Regions from separate parts of the Homo sapiens genome. Here region 1 is linked to region 2. The links are chromatin contacts, found by POLR2A ChIA-PET in ENCODE. All regions are on one chromosome and are shown on one strand. Each heading gives the region's core, a stretch centred on a gene start or an enhancer-like site at or near the end of the contact. The rest is flanking DNA. Distances are from core to core; before and after follow the strand shown.

What was found. ChIA-PET counts read pairs that join two places held with the same protein, here RNA polymerase II (POLR2A).
Region 1: POLR2A ChIA-PET joins it to region 2 with 12 read pairs in BJ. The contact joins two enhancer-like sites. POLR2A ChIA-PET finds 5 or more read pairs at or near these places in 2 of 52 experiments (BJ and T-cell).

Annotation. Positions count from the first base shown.
Region 1 is chr22:45,467,835-45,473,903 of GRCh38, forward strand. No RefSeq gene overlaps it. Among named protein-coding and RNA genes, the nearest start is that of FBLN1, 32 kb to the right of the region's middle. Within about 2 kb of position 2,062, at least 8 of the 41 ENCODE cell types and tissues checked have a DNase peak (open chromatin) inside an H3K27ac peak, as active enhancers do.
Region 2 is chr22:45,244,835-45,250,637 of GRCh38, forward strand. No RefSeq gene overlaps it. Among named protein-coding and RNA genes, the nearest start is that of KIAA0930, 6.8 kb to the left of the region's middle. RefSeq lists enhancers at 1,579-1,723, 1,903-1,962, 4,798-4,847 and a cis regulatory region at 1,645-1,658. Within about 2 kb of position 1,662, at least 22 of the 41 ENCODE cell types and tissues checked have a DNase peak (open chromatin) inside an H3K27ac peak, as active enhancers do.

The DNA of each region.
Region 1 (6,069 bases), core at 812-3,311, 220 kb after region 2:
GGAAGCAAGTACTTTCTTCACAAGCCATCAGGAGAGAGGAGGATGAAGGACGAGCTTCCAAACACTTAAAAAACCATCAGATCTCGTGAAAACTCCCTCATTATCACGAGAACAGCACGAGGGAAACCGGCCCCATGATCCATTCACCTTCCTCCCTCCACATGTGGGAATTACAGGTCCCTCCCTCAACATGTAGGGATTACGATTGGAGATGAGATTTGAGTGGGAGCATAGAGCCAAACCATATCATCTGCATATATTGAAATGATTACATGATTTATGGCAACGTGGTGACTTACACTGATTGATTTTCAAGTGTTAAACCAACCTTGAATTTCTGTGATCAGTCTGACTTGGTCATGATGGATTGTCCTTTTTGTATATTTCTGGATTTGATTTGATCATATCACATTAAGGATTTCTGTGAGTGAAAGGAAAATAAATCTTGGGACCCCCAAATCACTAAACTAAAGGAAAAAGTCAAGCTGGGAACTGCTTAGGACAAAGCTGCCTCCCATTCCATTCAAAGTCATCCCTCTGAGGCTCACCTGAGACAAATGCCTATCTGATTGCTTCCTCTTCCCTATCGTTTATGTAAAAATGCAGATTCACTGAACGGGACTAAATTGTGTATTCAGTGGAAGACTGGTCAAGGACTCAAAAGAATGCAACCTTTTGTCTCTTGTCTACCTTTAACCTGGAAGCCCCCACTTCGAGTTGTCCCACCTTACAGGACCGAACCAATGTACATCATACGCAGGAAGCTCAGAAAGCTTAAAATAATGGCAGAAGGTGAAGGGGAGCAGGCACGTCACATGGCAAAAGCAGAAAGGTGAGAGAGAAAGAGAGAGAGAAGAAGGGGAGGTGCCACACACTTTTAAATGACCAGATGTTGTATAAACTCGGGGTTAGAACTCACTTATCAGCAAGGGGATAGCCCAAGCCATTCATGAGAAATTGGCCGCCATGATCCAAACACCTCCCACCAGGCCCCACCTCCAACATTGGGGATTACAATTCAACATGAGATACGGGTGGGGACAAATATCCCAACTGTATCAGCAAGGATATTTCTATATTTTGGAAATCTTTCCATTCGAAATTGACAAAACGAACAAAGGCTTGTCACTGGAAGTGGTAAGCTTCAGTATTGCGGGGGGGGTTGGGGAGGGCAATTGCTCACGGGGAACTGGCATTTTCCAGATTCGTTCCAACTCACTTGATCAATGAGTCATTACTGTGTGGTGTTTTTAAAAAGCAGTTGAAATATTCTATTGCTGCAGCAGAGAAGGATCCAGGCAGCCCAGCTCCAGGTTTTGAGTCTCGGTGGTGACTTCAGCGTTTAGAAACAATTGTTTTTGGTTCAGTTCTAAAGCATTATGAATTCTGTTTAACTATGAACAAATTTTTACTTGACCCTCTAAAGTAGATCTCCTATCTTTATGATCTGTTTCATTTTCCATTAAAGTTTTAAAAACATATTTCAAATATCCCCTGGCATCAAAATGAAGTTATAAGACCTCAGAATCACCAACAAACGCTCTCTTTCTAGAATGCGAATGTGTGGGGAAGTTTTATTAAAGTGATTTTCATGTGCAAAAAGAGATTAGGCACGAATAAAGCCTGCCATAAAAAGCACACACGTTCTCTGGGGAATGTCTCAGTTTTGATTTCAGGGTTCAGTCTCGGTGAGATAATGATAGTCTTTAACATATGCATATTTCTTTTCTTTTTTAGTTTGGGCTTGTTTTTTGTTTGTTTGGCCTATGTCCCCATTGTGACTCTAACTTGCCAAAACTTAAACCTGAAAAACTGGCATTAGAAATTAGGCATAACATTACGAAATTACACATACCTCCAAATTTTTTCATGCCTTTTGGATAGTCTCAATTCCAATGTTGTTTTATGCCAATAATGAACATGTGCTGAGATGCAGTGCGGGTTGTTAAAAGTGCTTGCCAAACATACTTCTAAAGCTAACCCCGTTAGGGGAAGAAAAAAAACATCACATTACAGCACATTGGCTCAAAAGCAATGTACCCAAAGGTTGGCCCTCAAATGTTTCTCATTAAGAATCTTCCCTCCCCAAGGGCAGGCCTGGACTTGTTTGTTCCTTAATTTTCAGCCTTTAGCTCAGTGCCCAGCAGTGTGAGGTGGTTAATTGCTGCCAACCAGACAGGTTATTTGAAAATATTTGCCTTTAAGAGGTGTGTTAAATGAACAGTCCCCAGAAGTAAGATCCACGCCTCAGGGCAAAGGATGTTGTACTGCTTTTCACTTCCAAAGTGGACTTTCAAACTGAGATGTCGCTCTGAAATCCAAGAAGCTGCTTGGCCTGGAGGGAAAGGTTTCTGAGAGGGGCAGAAGAGAGTGCTGGCACCGCTGTGTTCCTGGGTAGGGCTGTGCCATGCCATGCTCCACACTCTCCTTTATTTTTATTTTTTTATTTCTTTTTGTTTGAGATGGAGTCTTGCTCTGTCACCCAGGGTGGAGTGCAATGTCACGATCTCGGCTCACTGCAACCTCTGCCTCCTGGGTTCAAGCAATTCTCCTGCCTCAGCCTCCTGAGTAGCTGGAATTACACGCACTCACCCCCACGCCTGGCTAATTTTTGTATTTTTAGTAGAGATGGGTTTTTACCATGTTGGCCAGGCTGGTCTCAAATTCCTGACCTTAAGTGATCTGCCCCCCTCAGCCTCCCAAAGTGCAGGGATTAAAGGCATGAGCTATCACGCCCGGCCCACACTCCTCCTTTAGGATAGTAGGGCCTGCACCCGGGTGGGGTGAGGGCTGGTGCAGACAGGACCCACTGGTGGCTTCTATCTGGAATAAGCTTCTTTTTTTTTTCTTTTTTTAAATTTTTTAATTTTTTTTATTATTATTATACTTCAAGTTTTAGGGTACATGTGCACAATGTGCAGGTTAGTTACATATGTATACATGTGCCATGCTGGTGTGCTGCACCCATTAACTCGTCATTTAGCATTAGGTATATCTCCTAATGCTATCCCTCCCCCCTCCCCCCTCCCCGCTGGAATAAGCTTCTTCATCCCTAAGTCATTCTCACTTGTTCTTCAAAACTCTGGTGAGAAGCTCCCACTCTGCGGAGACTACTTTGAGGCCCAGTCTGGGTTACCTGTCTCCTCTCCTGCGCTCTCCGGGTCCTCCCCGTGTCTGCCTGTCACAAGCTAAGCCCAAGGTATTGCCATCCTGTTTCCCTCCTGGCCTGTCAGCTCCTTTGGGAGGGGACCACGTGTGGCGCATCTTTGTGTCTCTGTGACCAGCAAAGGATGCTCCTACGTTCCCCACTAGCCCCCCCTCTGCCCACCCCAATTCATCAACGTTCTTTTGAAGGTGCTTTGTCCTCGCCCGCCCACCGCCACCCCCAGCTGCTTTTTCCTTGTGCTTGCTTTCCAGCACTTTGACTGTGCTGTCCCTAGAATGTGGTTTTCTGTATGTTTATCCTGCTGGGGCTAAGTAGAGCTGCTTTATTCTGTGGATTGTCATCTTTTATTATTTTCTGGAAATTCTTGGCCATAATCTGTTCCTTTCTCTGCTCCCGTTCCTCTCTCTCTCTCCTTTTATTCTGGGACTATGCTTACTTGAAGGGGTGATACGGTTTGGCTCTGTGTCCCCACCCAAATCTCATGTGGAATTGTAATCCCCACGTGTTGAAGGAGGAGCCTGGTGGGAGGTGATTGGATTATAGGGGTGGATTTCCCCCTTGCTGTTCTCGTGATAGGGAGTGAGTTCTCACAAGATCTGATGGTTTAAAAGTGTGGCACTTGGCCAGGCACGGTGGCTCACACCTGTAATCCCAGCACTTTGGGAGGCAGCGGGTGGATCACCTGAGGTCAGGAGTTCGAGACCACACCCTGGCCAACATGGTGAAACCCAGTCTCTACTAAAAATACAAAAAGTAGCCAGGCGAGGTGGCATGTGCCTATAATCCCAGCTACTTGGGAGGCTGAGGCAGGAGAATTGCTTGAACCTGAGAGGCGGAGGCTGCAGTGAACTGAGATTGTGCCACTGCGCTCCAGCCTGGGTGGCAAAGGGACACTCTGTCTCAAAAAAAAAATGTGTGGCACTCTGCCCATCTCCACAGCTCCTACTCTGCCATGGTAAGACGTGCCAGCTTCCCCTTCTCCTTCCACCATGAGTGTAAGTTTCTTCAGGCCTCCCGGTCATGCTTCCTGTTAAGTCTGCAGAACTGTGAGTCAACTCAACCTCTTTTCTTCATAAAATACCCAGTCTCAGGCAGTACTATTTTATTTTAATTTATTTATTTATTAATTTTTGAGACAGGGTCTCACTCTGTTGTCCAGGCTGGAGTGCAGTGGCGCAATCTCAGCTCACTGCAACCTCCACCTCCTGGGTTCCAGTGATTCTCAGGCCTCAGCCTCCCAAGTAGCTGGAATTACATCATGGAATTAGCCACCATGCCCGGCTAATCTTTGTATTTTTTTGTAGAGACGGGGTTTCACCATGTTGGCCAGGTTGGTCTCAAACTCCTGACTTCAATTGATCCACCCGCCTCAGCCTCCCAAAGTGCTGGGATTACAGGCATAAGCCACCATGCCTGGTCCCCTTAAGTTCTTAATTGTTTAGTTCTAGAATTTTAATTTCATTCTTTTTCTTCAAAGATGCCAATTTCTCATTGAAAAATATAACTTTTATTATTTTATCTGTATTTCTTCTATTTGACACATTAATCATTATTACTTTTATTGACTTTTTGTTTATTTATTTGTAGAGACAATGTCTCACTCTGTCCCCCACGCTTGAGTGCAGTGACAGGATCATGACTCACTGCAGCCTCAAACTCCTGGGCTCAAGGGATTCTCCCACCTCAGCCTCCCTAGTAGCTGGGACCATAGGCACAAACCACCATGTCCAGCTAATTAAAAAAATTTTTTGTGGAGATGGGGTCTTGCCCAGAGTAGTCTCAAACTCCTGCGCTCAAGTGATCCTCCCACCTTGGCCTCCGTAAGTGCTGGGATTAGAGGCGTGAGCCATCGTGTTCAGCCTCATTATTATTTTAAAGTCCTTGTCTACTAACTTTAATATCTGCATCTGACTCTTTTCATGTCTAGTGATTTTAATGAGGTGCTGAACATTGTATATAAGAAGGAAGAAGGCTCTAGGTGATGTCATTCGCTCCAGAGATGGGTCCTCTTCACCTCCTAAAAATATTCATGCTTAAGTGAAAAAAGCTGTATACAAACTAGCCCTATTGGATAACCAGTATGAAGGGGCTTTTCACCTCATTCTAATCAGAAACTGAGCAGTAAAGGGGCGGGGCCATAGTTCTCATCATACTCAACCTATGTCCAGGGTGTCCTTGTTTCCAGACCATGCCTTCATAGTCTCTCTCTCTTTTTTTTTTTTTTTTGAGATAGAATCTCACCTTGTTACCCAGGCTGAAGTGCAATGGCACCATCTTGGCTCACTGCAGCCTCCGCCTCCCAGGTTCAAGCTATTCTCGTGCCTCAGCCTCCTGAGCAACTGGGATTACAGTTGCACACCACCACGCCCAGCTAATTTTTATATTTTTGGTAGAAACGGGGTTTCACCATGTTGGCCAGGCTGGCCTCGAACTCCTCACCTCAGGTGATCGGCTTGTCTCGGCCTCCCAAAGTGCTGGGATTACAGGCTTGAGCCACCATGCCCGGCCCATAGTCTCTTTATTGAGAACCCCCTGGGCCTTTGTCTCCTCAGCCCTAAAAGATGACAAGACAGCAGCTCTGTCCATCAGAGGTTCCAGCCTAGCTCTCCCCGTTCTTCCCAAGTAGCCTTAAAATCTGGCAAGTGTCTGGGGAGGAGACATTGGCAGTGTGTTTGAGACAGGTCTCCTCCCAGGGCTGATCTTTTGTTCCCTAAGCACAATTCTGCCCTTTAGAAAAAGTTTCCTCCCCACTCCCCAGCTTCCGGCACCAGAACCCAGCAAATGTACCTCCAGGGAGAACAGGCCAGATTCCCACAAGTGTCCTTAGCACACTCTCCCATGTGACCACTGAAATATCTGCTGCTTCCCCCACCCTGCAAAGGCTTTCTGCCTTGAGAAGCCCA
Region 2 (5,803 bases), core at 412-2,911:
CACTGAGATAGGGAGACTATCCTGGGTTATCCAAGTGGGCCCAATCTCATCACATAAATTCTTAAAATCGGGGAACATTTCCTGGCTGTGGTCAAAAAGAGATGTGACAACACAAGAATGGTCAGGTAAATGCAATGTTGCTGGCACTGAAGAGGGAGGAAGGGGCCACAAGACAAGGCATACAGGCAGCTTCCGGAAGCTGGAAGAGGCAAGGAAACAGATTCTCCTACAGTTGCCCCCAGATATGACACAGCCCTGCCTGCACCTTGACTTTAGCTCAGCAAGACCTCAGTTGAACTTCTAACCTACAGAACTGGAAATGTGTTAAGGCAATAACGTTGTAGTAATTATTACAGCAGTGATACCAATACGTGGGCAAGCCTGAGATGTGGGCATTGTGTCAGCTCTCCACCTAAGCGCTTCTATCCCTGAGGTTTATTTTGCAAACACTTAGAACAACAATCAAGCAAAGTTTAGCAGAAAGAAAAAACAACCACAATCCAATTGCTTTAATAGGTCAGTCTTGCTTCATTTTTCAGAGTTCCTGCCCGGGGTTTGCCTAATGCCATCCCTCTACACTATTGTAACAGCGGTGTCCGACAGCACACATTTTTATCTCCAAATGCTTGGGGCTGATCTTATTCAAAGAGCCAGACAGTGTTTTTTTGTTGTTTTGTTTGTTTGTTTGTTTGTTTTTTTGAGACTGAGTTTCACTCTGTGGCCCAGGCTGGAGTGCAGTGGCGCGATCTCGGCTCACTGCAAGCTCCGCCTCCCGGGTTCACGCCATTCTCCTGTCTCAGCCTCCTGAGTAGCTGGGACTACAGGCGCCCGCCACCACGCCCGGCTAATTTTTTGTATTTTTAGTAGAGACAGGGTTTCACTGTGTTAGCCAGGATGGTCTCGATCTCCTGACCTCGTGATCCGCCCGCCTCTGCCTCCCAAAGTGCTGGGATTACAGGTGTGAGCCACTGCGCCCAGCCACCAGACAGTGTTAAGAACAAAAACTTTTTTTTTTTTTGAGACAGAGTCTTGCTCTGTCACCCAGGCTGGAGTACAGTGATGCAATCTCAGCTCACTGCAACCTCCGCCTCCCAGGTTCAAGCAATTCCCCTGCCTTAGCCTCCTGAGTAGCTGGGATTACAGGCGCCTGCCACAATGTGGGGCTAATTTTTGTATTTTTAGTAGAGATGGGGTTTCACCACGTTGGCCAGGCTGGTCTTGAACTCCTAGCCTCAAGTGATACACCTGCCTCGGTCTCGCAAAGTGCTGGGATTACAAGTGTGAGCCATCGTGCCCAGCCACAAAAGCTTCTTTAGAACTCCCCCGCCGTGTTTTAAGTGACTGACAGGCCCAGAGACTTGCCAGTTCAGCTTCGAGGCCCTGGCCACCACCCTCTCCTGTCTAAGCCTCAGTTCACGTCACAGTCTGTATAGGAGGTGGTGGGACTGGCTGATCTCTGAGATCGCTCTTGGCCTTAACATTCTGCAAGACTGTTATTAAACTCCAGCTGTTCATCTTTTCTCCTTGGTCCCCAAGAAGAAAAGATAACTAATTCCCAGTCACGTTAGGTATAAACAGCTCCAATCTCAGGTCCATGAGCTCATGTTCCGAAGGCCAGGTTCCAGGGCTCTCCCATCCACCCTTGTAAATCATTAACATACTTGCCATAGTCCTGTGAGAATGTGTGTCAGCAGCTTCCGGCCAGACTTTTCCCTGTGACTCATGGTTCTCCTTTGCTGGGAATCCCTGCTTCTCATCTGGAAAACAGATGAAACCCAGCCATCATCCCCAGGCCTAGACTGCAGCAGCCCCTCTAATACGGGCCTTTTCTCACCTGCTACAAAGATAGAGGCACTACTTGACAAGGTTCAGTTGCCTCCCTTCCTCCCTTCCACACCATTGCACCACCCCAACACCCCCACCTAAGCTAACTCCACACAAAATATTTTCTCATTCTCAGATGTTGTCAGAAATTCTACCATAAGCGATCAGCTTTTTTTTTTTTTTTTTTAACAGATCCCTGCTAAAATTCCCCTGGAGGGAGTAGCCTTAAAATTATTATTAAGCATGACACCTTGGTGAGAATAAAGGATTCAGAAGACACTTTGAAAGAGGAAGCACCTGATGGGATTGGGGGTGGGGAGAGACATACTAATATTTCCTGAGGCCCTGCCGTATGCCCGGAGCTTCATGGATGTGGACAACTAGAACCCCTGAGCCCCGGAAGAGGCAGCCAGTGTTTTTTCTTCATATGTTAGCGGGGGCAAGCAAAACCCAGAGAGGTTGAGTCATGCTCAAAATCACACGGCGGGCCGGGCGTGGTGGCACATGCCCATAATTCCTGCACTTTGGGAGTCTGAGGCAGGCAGATCACCTGAGGTCAGGAATTCAAGACCAGCCTGGCCAACATGGTGAAACCCCGTCTCTGGGCTGGGCACGGTGGCTCATGCCTGTAATCCCAGCACTTTAGGAGGCTGAGGTGGGTGGATCACCTGAGGTCAGGGGTTCAAGACCAGCCTGGCCAACATGACGGAACCCCGTCTCTACTAAAAATACAAAAAAATTAGTCCAACGTGGTAGTGGGCACCTGTAATCCTAGCTACTTGGGAGGCTGAGGGAGGAGAATCACTGGAACCCAGGAGGTGGAGGTTGCAGTGAGCCGAGATCACGCCATTGCACCAGCCTGGGCAACACAGCAAGACTCCATCTCAAAAAAAAAAAAAAGAAAGAAAAAGAAAAGAAACAAAACTCTGTCTCTACTAGAAATACAAAAATTAGCTGGGTGTGGTGGCGCACGCCTGTAATCCCGGTTGCTCAGGAGGCTGAGGCAGGAGAAACACTTGAACCCAGGAGGCAGAGGTTGCAGTGAGCCAAGATCACACCACTGCACTTTAAATGGGCGACAGAGGGAAACTCCACCAAAAAAAAAAAAAAAAAATCACACAACAAATCAGAACTGAGCCAGGATTCCAATCCTCCTGTAGCCACGAAGGAAGAGATATCAGTGTACACTCTGGTATTAACTCATTCCTTTTCTGGTTTAAGGTGGGAAGGTCCACTGGAAAGCAGAGTGTGGAATGCTAAGTTGTTGTTGTTGTTTTGAAACAGGGTCTCACTGTGTCACCCAGGCTGGAGCGCAGTGGCATGATCACAGCTCACCACAGCCTCCATCTCCCCAGCTCAGGTTATCCCCCTGCCTCAGTCTCCCAAGTAGCTGGGAGTACAGGCATGTGACACCATGCCTGGCTAATTTTTTTGTATTTTTGTAGAGATGTGGGGTTCTGCCATGTTACCCAGGCTGGTCTCGAACTCCTGACCTCAAGTGATCTGTCCACCTCCATCTCCCAAAGTGCTAGGATTGATTACAGACACCCAGCCCTGGAATGCTGTGTTTTTTCTTTTGTTTTGTTTTGTTTTCGAGATGGAGTTTTGCTCTTGTCACTGAGGCTGGAGGGCAATGGCGCAATCTCGGCTTACTGCAACCTCCGCCTCCCAGGTTCAAGTGATTCTCCTGCCTCAGCCTCCCAAGTAGCTGGGATTACAGACGTGTGCCACCACACTCGGCTAATTTGTGTGTGTTTTTAGTAGAGACGGGGTTTCACCATGTTGGCCAGGCTGGTATCGAACTCCTGACCTCAAGTGATCCACCCACCTCCGTCTCCCAAAGTGCTGGGATTAATTATAGGCATGAGCCACCGCGCGCAGCCCTGGAATGCTGTTTTGAAGGAAGAAAACCTATGTCATGCAACACAGGACAGCTTCATTGCTGGGAAGTGGAGTGGAGATGCAGGGTGCTCCAGGGCAGGGGCACCTGAAACCAGCGCAGCCTGAAACAGGCAGATCCCTTCTGCTCCAGCGCCCTGCTCCATCTGTCAATGAGAAGGAGGCTAAACTAGATATCCCCTTGGGCCTTTCCAGCCCCAACATCATGGGAGAACAGGTAGGGTGGGCCAGGGCAGGGAGAGCTGGAGAGCCTGCTCCCCTTTTCCTGCCCCCTGAGGCTCCAGTTCAGAAGATGTTCCCCTTGTCCATGAACACACAGCCTTGGCACCCTCTGCCTCCTGCCTGGTCATGGCTGTGATCCAGGTGAACCTGACCTACCTGTCTCTGGACAGAACCTTTTGACTTCTGCTAGCACAGCTCCCTGGCATCTCCCCACCCCCAAAGCTTTGGTGAGCAGAGCCAGGTGGGACTGGGCAATAGGTCTGGTCATTGCCTCCATTTGGTCATCTCAGAATCAGCCCCCTTGGAGGCATCTGTGTGACCTCTGCCCCTGCTGATGCTAGGTTATTGGTTAGGCTCACAGGGCTGGAGCTCACAGAATTTTGAGGGGCGATGAACACTGTGTTAATAATTAACATTGTGTACTACTGTAAAATGCAAAAATAAAATGGCAAAATTAAAATTAATAGACATTTCATTAAATACCTACAAGATGGAAGATTATGTCATCTTTTCGATTTGGTATTTATAAAAGTTTTACTACATTTGAAAACTCTTTGTGGGTTAGATTTTCTCACGTAGCAAGAATTCTGAGAGTTCCAGATGGTCGACGAGAAATCAGAAACTGAAAGTTACTGGTATTTTAGTTTATTTGGCAAACGTGTATTCAGGACTTACCTCTGCTGGGCGTGGTGTTATGAATTTACATATGTCAACACACTGAATTCTATGACTTAAGAGCCATCATTATTCCTGTTTTATGCATGAGGAAACCGAGGCATACAGAGGTTATGTACCTTCTCCAAGATTAGCAAAGGCAGAGTCACGTAGCCAAGAAAATTCAAAGGCAAAATTATAGAAATCTTTTCAGATTTTTTTTTTTTTTTTGAGACGGAGTCTCACTCTGTCACCCAGGCTGGAGTGCAGTGGCGCTATCTCAGCTCACTGCAAGCTCCGCCTCCCAGGTTCACGCCATTCTCCTTCCTCAGCCTCCCTAGTAGATTACAGGCGCCCGCCAACACACCCGGGTATTTTTTTTTTTTTTTTTTTTTTGTATTTTTAGTAGAGACTGGGTTTCACTGTGTTAGTCAGGATGGTCTCGATCTCCTGACCTTGTGATCCACCCGCCTTGGCCTCCCAAAGTGCTGGGATTACAGGCATGAGCCGCTGTGCCTGGCCTGAAATCTTTTCAGAATTTTTCAGGGGAAACATTTTGATAAGGGTGCATTCATGTTGCAGATGATATAGGCTGAGCCTCTGAAAGCTAGAGTGACTCAGGCCAACAAATGCCTGGAAATGGCTCTGTCCTCCAGCCCACATGGATGGTGGGGCCCACACGTGGAAGGTAACTATTGATGAAAGAAGAAAATTAGGCCAGGTGCAGTGACTCACGCCTGTAATCCCAGCTCTTTGGGAGGCTGAGGGGGAGTGGATCACCTGAGGTCAGGAGTTCAAGACCAGCCTGGCCAACATGGTGAAACCCTGTCACTACTAAAAATACAAAAATTATCCAGGCATGGTGGTGGGCGCTTGTAATCGCAGCTACTTGGGAGGCTGAAGCATGGGAATCACCTGAACCTGGAAGGCAGAGGTTGCAGTGAGCCAAGATGGCGCCATTGCACTCCAACCTGGGCAACAAGAGTGAAACTCCATCTTAAAAAAAAAAAAGAAAGAAAGAAGAAAAATTAACAACTCATTGCTCACTTGGAGGGATAGCGTCTCCAGAGAAGGGAAAAGACAGCACTTCTTAATAACACTCAGTGGTATGCCGAGGTCTCTTTAATCCCCCTTTAATCCCCCTAAATTAACTGCAGGATTGTACTGGGTATTTTTGGGTTTTGTTTTTGTTAGAGACGGCGTC